Regions from separate parts of the Homo sapiens genome. Here region 1 is linked to region 2. A link is an interaction called in ENCODE POLR2A ChIA-PET data of the cell type or tissue named here. Cell type or tissue: A673. All regions are shown on one strand. Each heading gives the region's core, and the rest is flanking DNA. Links, peaks and the distances in the headings are about the cores only. Region 1 overlaps AKAP7 (A-kinase anchoring protein 7). Region 2 has its middle 110 kb from the start of ARG1.

Region 1 (5,393 bases), core at 203-5,202, 240 kb before region 2:
ATTTCAGTTTCTTAACCAATATAACATTAAACAAATGTAACTTTTTGCCACTTAACAAAAATAAGTGTAAGAGATTACTGTTCTTCTTTAACCAGCCTATGCCCAAAATGGAAAGCGAGTTTGGCTCTTAAATCACATTCTTAATTTTGTTGTCAAGTCATTATCACAGGAAATGTGTATTTCTTTTATAGCTACTTATATGACAGCAATAAACTATTGGAAAACATAGCAGAAATCAAATCCAGGAATGCCAAGCTTACTATCAGTAGGACAGATAATTTCTTTGTCTTATATGAAGCCTGTTTATATTTTCATCATGGACATTGTGATTGCTATAACAAGTAACAATAAGAAGTTATCTTCTATTACAAAAATGTTTCGACCTTCTTAATATTGATTTCCATTCTGACCACAAAAGGTTTGTCATAGAAATTAAAGATGAATAAGTGTATCTTATTTTTTAGAATCTTAAATGATTTTCACTTTGAGATTAGCAAATGTGAATTTCCATGTTTTGTGACCGTCTGTCTACTTCCTGTATTAAAAATAGAGTCAGAGGCATAGTAATGTAAGTCTGAGCCCTCTTTGGTACATATTAAATTATGCACATCATTTAGCTAAATGTAAATGATATGGTGAGTGCCTCCTGAGTAAATAATTTCCATTACTTATCAGATTGAGCCATCAGATGATTCTAAAAATACTCGTCATGCATTCAATGGCATTTTCTCTGGAGTGGACTGTTTGAGTGCCAAGTTACAACCAAGAATGAAATTCCTGTTTCCCGGTACATTGTATCAAAGGTTATCAAGTGTATTTGAACATCGCTGATAATTTTTCCTAAACTGTGACTGAAACTAGGCTAAAGATAAGTTAAAACTTCAGTCATTTCTAATGATTAATTAAGATAGTCTTGAAAACTTTTTTCTGTTTGACGTTTCTTACCACTATTTTATTGTTTCAAAGTCTGATATTCCATACTTAACCTCCTATTTTCTCTTCTAATGTTACGTTGCATAATTGAAATGTCACTTATACTGGATACAATTATAAATATGAAGCTCTTAAAAATATGCCTCCTCCTTGTTAGGTTTAAGGCAAAAATAACCTTCTAAGGACTAGACCATCAACAATCATATTCAAAACTCCAGGGTTGCAACACCCATAGCATGATTTGTTAAAGATACCTCACATATTTTTCTTCTACATGTGAAATAATCCTAACTCTTAGCCTTTATAGATCAAATTTAACAATTTTCATGATATCTTTTGAACTCTCCTAACATTGTATACCTCCATTGATAGTTAAGTAATAGTGCCTTGGGTCTGGCCTATGATGAAGGGTCTGGCCTATGATGAAGGGAAGCAGAGAATAATTTTGGGGGTCCACAACCTGAAAATAATGCCACCACGCAGCCTTTTTAGCTTTAAAATATAATCTGGGAGGATGATGCTTCTGAAACTATTTTGCCATCCCAGTGGATTCATTCAGAAAATAGGTCCCTTCTTAGGCTTACCCTAAATGATCCACTTTTGAGGTCCCATTTATTTCCTCAGAATCATAGTCTTCCTTTTTTTTTAGTATGAAAGAAAACGCCACCTGCTGCAGCTGGATGGTGAGATCAATTCAGATAAATTTTATCAGAAAAGAAATATATTGCCAAACAAAAAATTTCTCCAGAGAATGACGATCATGTTGAAATTGTGATATATATCAGACAATGCAGAGGCTTAGCTATTTCTAGGTTGTTTATTACTGAAGATTTTTCTGATCAGGACATATAATTTCGGTGCCTTCAAAAGGCGTCATGCCTTTTTGAACCATAGCTCTCTCTATAAATTATGAGTTAAGGAATTAATTCTGTTTCACTTGCTAGTAAAAATTAACTCCTAAAGACTCATGTTGGAAATCATCTGTGAAAAATTCTTGCAAAACAGTTAGCGTTTACCTTTTGCTGAAATTAAATTAATAAGCCTAGAAGATTAGAGTCAATCTCATGTTTTATTTCTTTAAAAAATGACATTTTACAAAACGGAAGTGAAGATTATAGCAATAGTGGCTAGTCGGTGCTGCACTGGTTTCTTGAAAATTGAAGGTTCTTATTTGTCTGCTGTGTTATTGCCAGTCTTCTCTCCAGTCTGAAGGAATGACTTTCTCCAACCTGCACACCCCTACACACACACACAAGCATTTAGAAGACAAGAATCGTTGCTCATTTTCCATTTACTTTGAATGTTTTTATTCTTGAAATGTTATCTCGAATGAAGTTATTACATAAAGTTCACTAATGATAATGACTGTGTGTATGTGTGTGTTTCTATATAATTTATTATATTTCATTGTTTTAAGCACTTTTATAAATGGACTTACTTAGTCCACAGAACCCTTTGAGGTAAGGGGGAGAGATTAGGAGTCCAGTTTTAGACATTGAACAAAAACATGCATCAATAGAAACATGTTTAATATGATATTAAAAATTAAGATCAACCTAAATGTCCAACAGTAAATAATTGGATGAATAAATTATGAGACTTTCATGCAATGAAGTACTATGGAGAAAAATATTTGGCACATCTGTATATTATTTTGGCACATCTGTATATTATTATATTATGACACAGCATATTTGCTGAAAATATAAAGCTGGTTATCAAATAGTACTCAGGGAACAACCACATTCTATAGAAGAGAAAAAATATACTTTGTGTTGGCAAGGAAAAACTAAACACATAAAATTATAGCAGTGGCAGTTTGTAGTGATTTAATATTTTTGCTTTTATAAATTTTTTCCCATTAACTAGTTTTCTAAATAAGTTTTTGTCATTGAAAAGAGAAAATATATATTCTAGTTACTTTAATCTTATGGACTGTATTTTGGGACTCTGAGGCTGAGTTGCAGGGCCATTGTATAGTATAGCAGAGGCAGATATATTCTTTCCCATGTTTTGGGGAACTACAGAGGTACCAAGGGCATCCCACTGTAATTTTTCAACAACCAGCTGTTTCTGCTAAGAAAATACACTGAAAGTAAGGAGGAGCAGATAGAGAAGAATTTGGAAGATCCACTGACTTCCCTGCTCCAATTCAAGTAATCTTGTCTTTCAGATGATTCTTACATAAGAAATTTAAAAATTACCTCCATCTTATTAGGGCATTTTTTCCACTATAAAATGTTAAGATCCAACTTACTTTTTAAAGATTTATAGTATTTTATTTTTTCTACCTTACTTTAAAAAAATGTATCTATTTCGCTGGGCGCAGTGGCCCACGTCTGTAATCCCAGCACTTTGGGAGGCCGAGGCGGGTAGATCTTGAGGTCTGGAGATCAAGACCATCCTGGCTAACACAGTGAAACCCTGTCTCTACTAAAATTACAAAAAATATTTTTTTGTGGTGACAGAAAAAATACAGGTGTGGTAACACGCGCCTGTAGTCCCAGCTACTCAGGAGCCTGAGGGAGGAGAATCACTTGAACCCTGGAGGTGGAGGTTGCAGTGAGCCGAGATCGCGCCACTGCACTCCAGCCTGGGTGACAGAGTGACACTCCATTTCAAAAAAAAAAAAAAAAAAATTATCCATTTCTCCATTTTTGTTGGAGATGATTAGTCTTTCCTTGGTATCTCAACATTTTAACTCAGTATACTTTATTATTTCTGGAGCTTAAAATGTATGAAGTTCTGAAAACTGCCAAATTTAAACCTAACACTCTTTATTGATGGTTTTTTAATACAACTCCTTCTAGGTAGGGAGACTTGAAAAACAACTTCACAACAATTTTATTGTTGTATATCCATTTCAAGTGCCAGTAGGCAGTGGTGTAACAATGTAGTAATGTAATAATCAGGTTCAAAGAAAGTGATGTAGTTATGAACTGGCTGCATGGGTGAAATGATTGATTGATTGATTTGTTTTTTCATTTCAAGGGAGTGAAAAAAATAGATCCTGATTTATATGAAAAGTTTATCAGTCACAGATTTGGAGAAGAAATATTATATCGCATAGATCTTTGCTCCATGCTGAAGAAAAAACAAAGTAATGGTTATTATCACTGTGAATCTTCCATTGTGATTGGTGAGTGTCATTTAAAAATTATTTATTATCTTTATTTTTAATTTTTTTGGCATCACTTTTATCTTGGCAAATATTTAAACTTAGTTGTATACGTTTTTCTCAATGATATACTTTCCTAAATATTATGTTTTGACAATGATACATTGAAAATTTTCTAGAGCATTTTTCATATTTATATTGATCAGTTAAGACTTTACTACCTGTAGTTTTTATACTTCTGGCTTTAAATATAATTATAATGAAGTCTGGAAATATTGATTTAGAAATCATTTCAATTTAATTTTATTTCATGAACATGAAGAAAACATTTTCTCCAGGGAAGGCCTCCATGACCTTCCACAACTGGCATTTTGTATTTGCTGCTTGTAATTACGAATAAAATGATTCCAGCCAGAAAGTTTCACCTTGAGAAGAGAAAATATAGGTGGCCTGCAAAAATTGAAAACTTCACTTTCTTCCCTAAAAAAGATGTTTTGAGGGGAGGCATAAGGTTCATACATAAATGCATCTGTCAGATGGCAGGAGATGAGACAGACTCATATAAAACTGTGTTTCCAGGTGGAAAGTGTGTACACTTAGGGAGATCTTTCATCCAGAATAGAGCTATACTCCACTTTTTGCAATGTGAACGTATTTCAAAGCAGCCAGCTCTGTTGTGATTCAGATTTATTATTTCAAACCAGACACTATTCTTTTAAAACTGTGAACTTCAAGACAACCTGATTTATATGCTTTTAAAGTAACATGAAAATACTCAAAGAAGACAAATACATGCATACCTTGTTTTATTGTGCTTTGCTTTATTGTGCTTCACAGATATTGCCTTAAAAAGACAGTTTATTTATTTATTTTTAAGAAATTGAAGGTTTGTAGCAACCCTGTATCAATTGTCTTTCTGGGCCATTTTTTCTAACAGCATGTGCTCTTTTTGTGTCAATTACATTTTGGTAATTCTCACAGTATTTTAGACTTCATTATTATTATATCTGTTATGGTGATCAGTGATCTTTGATGTTATTATCGTTATTGTTTTGGGGCACCACCATATGAATTGTATTCATATAAGATAGCAAACCAAATTGATAAATGTGTGTGTTCCGACTGCTCCACCGAACAGCCATTCATTCCCCTGTGAAGAGTCGTACATCTCTTACCTTAAATCAAAAGCTAGAAATGATACATTGGAAGGACATGCAAGAAAAAAAAAGCTAGAAATGATTAAGCTTAGTGAGGAAGGCATGTCGAAAGATGAAATAATCCGAAAGCTAGGCTTCTTGTACCAGTTAGCCAAGTTGTGAATGCCAAGGAAAAGTTCTTAAAG
Region 2 (5,393 bases), core at 270-5,269:
ATAGATCATATATTCCCTCTGTGAGCCTGGGGATTATTTCCACCTATTTGCAGCGCCAGAATGAGGTCCATACTTAAACATCAAATACGACCTTATATTCTTTTATTTGCTTTTTTTAAAAGCTGTTTTATACCTTCTAACTTTGGGTCTTTAAAAAATTCTCTGACTCATTCAAGCTGCTTAATGCACCGTACTGAAATTTCCGACAGGCATCAAAAGCACAGGGAACTAATCTTCCACATCCTTTAAAGAAACAGCAGCTCTCACATCTGGGCACGGGGATCAACTACGCAGGAGGACACTATAAAAGAAAATGCCAAGGCACAAGGCACAGATGTTTTTTCTTTGCTGCCTGGAACTAGATGAAGTTACTTTTTAATGACAGAGAACTAGAAAATGCACTTTTAAAATACTTTATACAAGATTCACTTTTTGGGTTACAAAATTACTAAAAGTATGACAGGTGTTTACATAAATAACATTTATCTACTGTGAGAGGTACTTCTTACAAAGCATCCTTTGTTTACATGTAAATTTCACATTGTAACATTTTCACAGAGGAGGAAGTTCTGTAGGGGTTTCTGTAATTGATTTTCATTTCAAACTTGATTAGAAATTCACTCAATTGTCCTAATTATTCTTTTTTCATGTTTGAAAAACTTTCTATATTCCTTTATGTGAATTAATTGGCTATAGGAAAGCTTCTAGACCCTGCATTATGCCAAATAATATATATATCCTAAATATTATGTTAAATACTAAATTGTAAAACATGTGGCTACCCAATCTATTATTAGAATTCCTGAGCAACTTGAAAAAAAAGCTATGATCCTTTTAAGTTTCTGAATGGATATAGAGGCTTCATTATTAAGCAGATATAAAAAACATGCACGTATCTGACAAAGCCAAAAATGTATAAGGCAAACATTTATGGAATTAAAGGAAGAAATAGATAGTTCTACAATGATTATTGAATACTTCTATACCCTACTTTCTGTAATGGACAGAACAACTAGACAGAACAGAAATAAGGAAATTGAGGACCTGAACAACACTATAAACTATACCTAAAATATATATATAAAATATTTCAACCCAGACCAGCAGAAAACATATTTGTCTCAAGTGCACATGGGACATTCTCCAGGATAGACCATATGTTAGAACACAAAACAAGTCTCAACAAATTTCACAAGTTTGCAATTACCATGAGTAATCAATAACAGAGGAAAACTGGAAAATTCACAGATTTGAGGAAAGTAAATAAAATACTCTTAGCACAACTCAACCCATAACAAGAAGGATTGTTGTTTTTTTTCCCTCAATTCCAGTTAGAAAGCAAACTGGAGAATAACTCTTATGGCCCAATTGTAGATCAGGTGATGCCCTTGGGCCAGTCAGCTGTGGCCAAGGTAGTGGATCTGCAAGAAGATGGTGAGTCCTGTTATAACAACACCATGGAGTCTGGATGATTTCCCACAGCAAGTAGGGGATCTGCACAGACAATATCCTAGACCCACACACTGATAGTGGTTTGTATAAAGTCAAAAGAATTCAGAGGAAGTGAATATTTGAGACACATGTGGAGAAAAGGGAGGCTGGTGAGATAAGAGAAGGTGTCATCTGTTGCTCCGCTGGGCTAGGGGAAGATTTGAGCTGGACTGCCTGGGAAGTGTGAGTCTCCGCACCTGCCAGTGAACCTGAGAGTGGGTGTATCCAAATGTGTTATTAGAAAGACATGGCCTGAGCTAAACATTGACAGTTGAAGTACAGAGGAAAATGAGTTGAGGAACCTAGGGAAAATATGAGAAGCAAAGAGGCACAGCTTAGATAAACACTAGAGTTGGGACTGTTGCCTGGGAAAATATATGTCCATATTTCTAGGTGCATACTTCTAGATGCATATGGGAATGAGAGGCTACTTCCAATAGAGAGACCCAGAACAGGAGTGGATGGTGGAGAGGAAGCTAGAAAGAGTAGTACCTGGAAAGTCTAGGGAGTCAGGAGTCTCAGAAGAACATGGTATCATGTTAAGAGAAAGATCAAAATATAGACTCGAATTTGAACCAGTTGGAGTTTGGTGTTAGCACTTTCCAATAAATGGGGAGAGAGAGGAGGAACAGAGAGTGCAGAACTAGATTGAAGGAAATTGAAGAGAAAATGGAAGGAGAGCAAGTGAAGATAGAATGCTTTTTCAGGAGGCTTAACTGGGACTTGGAGGAGAAAGAATAATAAATCAGGGACAAGGAATGAGGAAAACTGGGAGAGCAAGTCAGTAAGTGCTTGGTTCAGGATGGAATGTGGATGAATGTGTAGAAAAAGCAATGTGACTGGATGGTCTTGCATTTCGAGGACTGGTCAAGGATTACAGAGGTATGGCCATGCGCTTGGCCTCTGGAGTCAGGCTGCCTGGGCTCCAAACCCAGGCCTGTCACTTTCTAACTGTGCAACTTCAGGCCTATTTCTTAGCCTTTCCTTTTCTGAGTTTTCTCACCTCTAAAAAGAAGATAAAGACAAAGCTTACCACATGTGGTTGTTGTGAAGACTAAAGGAACTCATATTTGTAAAATGTTTAACATAGTACCTGGAGCAAAATGAAGACCCATTAAATATAAACAAGCCATTATTATTGTTATTGTTTATCATCATCATTACTGTAAACAGACCTCAGGGTTTCAAATGTAACTCTGGGAATGTTGCGTAAGTGATCATTCAGGCAAAGTCCCCAGTAGACTGTAGATTTTGTTGAAGACTGAGTAGGCAACATGGTAGTGTGCCCCTGAAGAAATCCTCATGCACGTCAAAAATCAAGGATGAACACTGAGAATCTTAACAGCGGTTGGTGTTTATAGTGTTTCTATATGTTAGAAACTATGATGAAGGCCTCATTTGAATACATTTACATAAAATTCTCTCTCTGTCCTCTATCCATCTATCTCCATCCTCTATTTCATCTATCACACATGTCCTAAGAATTTATTTATAGTTTCACGTTTACACTTCTTGTGTAATCTTTTCAATCTGATTTAATTGTGGGATATACGTGAAATAAAAATATTTCATTTCTAACACCTAGAACTTACTTTCCTCCTCTACATTTCAATTCACCTCTTCAAAACTCACACCTTTAAAATGCATATAAGGCCAGGTGTGGTGGATCCCACCTGTAATCCCAGCACTTTGGGAGGCTGAGGTGGGCAGATCATGAGGTCAGAAGTTTGAGACCAGCCTGGCCAACATGGTGAAACCCCGTCTCTACTAAAAATACAAAAATTAGCCAGGTGTGGTGATGCATGCCTATAATCCCAACTACTTGGGATGCTGAGGCAGGGGAATGGCTTGAACCTGGGAGGTGGAGGTGGCAGTGAGCTGAGATCAACCACTGCACTCCAGCCTGTGTGACAGAGTGAGACTCTGTCTCAAAATAAATAAATAAATAAAAATTAAAATAAAATAAAGTGCAAATCAGATGTTTCTATCCGTTGACCCTTTTCTATTTCAGCACTGCTACAGTTAATCTATCCATATAATATCCATATAATATGTCAATCTGCACCTCTCTAAACTTTTATTATTATTATTATTATTTTTTGAGACTAAATCTCACTCTGTCACCCAGGCTGGAGTGCAGTGGCACAATGTCAACTCACCGCAACCTCTGCCTCCTGGGTTCAAGTGATTTTTCTGGCCTCAGCCTCCTGAGTAGCTGAGATTACAGGTGTGTACCACCACGCCCAGCTAATTTTTGTATTTTTAGTAGAGACAGGGTTTTACCATACTGGCCAGGCTGGTCTCGAACTCCTGACTTCAAGTGATCTACCCGCCTCGGCCTCCCAAAGTGCTGGGATTACAGGCATGAGCCACCGCGCCCGGCCCTTAATGGTTCTTTGCATTGTACTTCTGTTCCATGTGCGTATCATATTTTTCACATTGCAAGTTCCCTGGGGAGAGGATTCTCTCTATTTCTTGTGCAACCTCTCAGAATCTATTACAATGTTCTGCAAACACACATCAGATCATACTGAATAAGTGTAAATGAAATGTATCAAAAGTAAGCCCAATAGGTTTAGGGAACGAGAATTAGTAAAAACTGGCTTTTTCCTTACACCCAATTTTTGCCTTCTCATTCTCTCATGGTTTTAACAATATCCTCTTCTTAAAAAGAAGGGTTTATATTGTCATTGTCACTTAAAGGGGAAGACCAACAGGCCCCTTTCTCCCTTCATGTGACCTCCCTGAACATGGTTTGCAGAGTTGCTCCTCCACTTCCTTGGAGGCGGTGGAGCAGTCCAAGGGAGAGTGAATGCTCAAAGTTCCCGAGTGGTTCAGCACTGACAGGTGCTGGGTAGTTTTCCAGGCAGAATATTATTTTATTCAGAAACTGCTGAGCTTGTCTCTGTTGCTGATAATTAATAGATTCTTCTTCACTCTTGTTCAGGGAGAATTTCCCTTTTTTCTTGCCCTTGGCAGTCATCAGTCATACTTCTTAACAACAGCTCTCAGATAAATCACCAGGAGAGAAAGAGTTAGAATAGCTCTTAGCAAACTATGGCAGGAGGAAATTCTTTTGGAAGGACTTGAAATTAGGAAATATATTAGCTTTAAATAATGTTTGGTCCTATTTTGAGAAACTTAGTGAGATATTTTCAAACATTTTAAGTGTATTTATTAACTATATATATAATTTCATTTTTATTTTTATTTATTTATTTTAGTTTTGGAGGCAGAGTCTTGCTCTGTCGCCGAGGCTGGAGTGAAGTGGTGCAATCTCGGCTCCCTGCAACCTCTGCCTCCCAGGTTCAAACAATCCTCATGCATCAGTCTTCCGAGTAACTGGGACTACAGGTGCCCACAACCATGCTCAGCTAATTTTTTGTATTTTTAGTAGAGACGGGGTCTCACCATGTTGCTCAGGCTGGTCTCAAACTCCTGAGCTCAGGCAATCCACCATCTCAGTCTCCCAAAGTGCTAGGATTACAGGTGTGAGCCACCGTGACCAGCCTATAATTTCATTTTTAATACAGAAACTGACAACTAAAAAACTCAGAGTACTTTAAAAGTATAAAATATTAAACGTAATATTGGAGAAACAAGTTCTCTTAAATGTGCTAAAACTGTAAACTTAGTAAGATTTCACTTTGAAATCACAAGTCTAAATTAATTACTCAATTATACATTTTAGATTAGAATTACAGTATGAATCTGTTGCTCTAACTGGCTAAATTCTTATAAACAAGTACATAAAAATGAAAGATGTGCAATATTAACACCAACATTAATATTGTGGTTTTGATTTACTTACACATTTCTCTATTTAATTCTAAATCTTTATAGAGTTGAAAGATGTTTAACCATCCAGGGAATAATTACACCATCACAAAAATTTTGAAGGA

What was found. Peaks named below come from ENCODE experiments on the same cell type or tissue, not always from the same donor. Only the 100,000 strongest peaks of a DNase experiment are listed, where the experiment ranks them.
Region 1: POLR2A ChIA-PET joins it to region 2 with 5 read pairs; 2 of 35 experiments call an interaction of 5 or more read pairs at or near these places.

The regions. Positions count from the first base shown.
Region 1 is chr6:131,215,737-131,221,129 of GRCh38, forward strand. AKAP7 (A-kinase anchoring protein 7) reads left to right here. Exons shown (of 8, transcript NM_016377.4): 7 at 3,925-4,072. Among named protein-coding and RNA genes, the nearest start is that of AKAP7, 83 kb to the left of the region's middle. In A673, for the core only: no CTCF peak of the experiment used is centred there; no DNase peak of the experiment used is centred there; H3K27ac peaks cover 2,565 bases.
Region 2 is chr6:131,460,561-131,465,953 of GRCh38, forward strand. No RefSeq gene overlaps it. Among named protein-coding and RNA genes, the nearest start is that of ARG1, 110 kb to the right of the region's middle. In A673, for the core only: no CTCF peak of the experiment used is centred there; no DNase peak of the experiment used is centred there; H3K4me3 peaks cover 92 bases.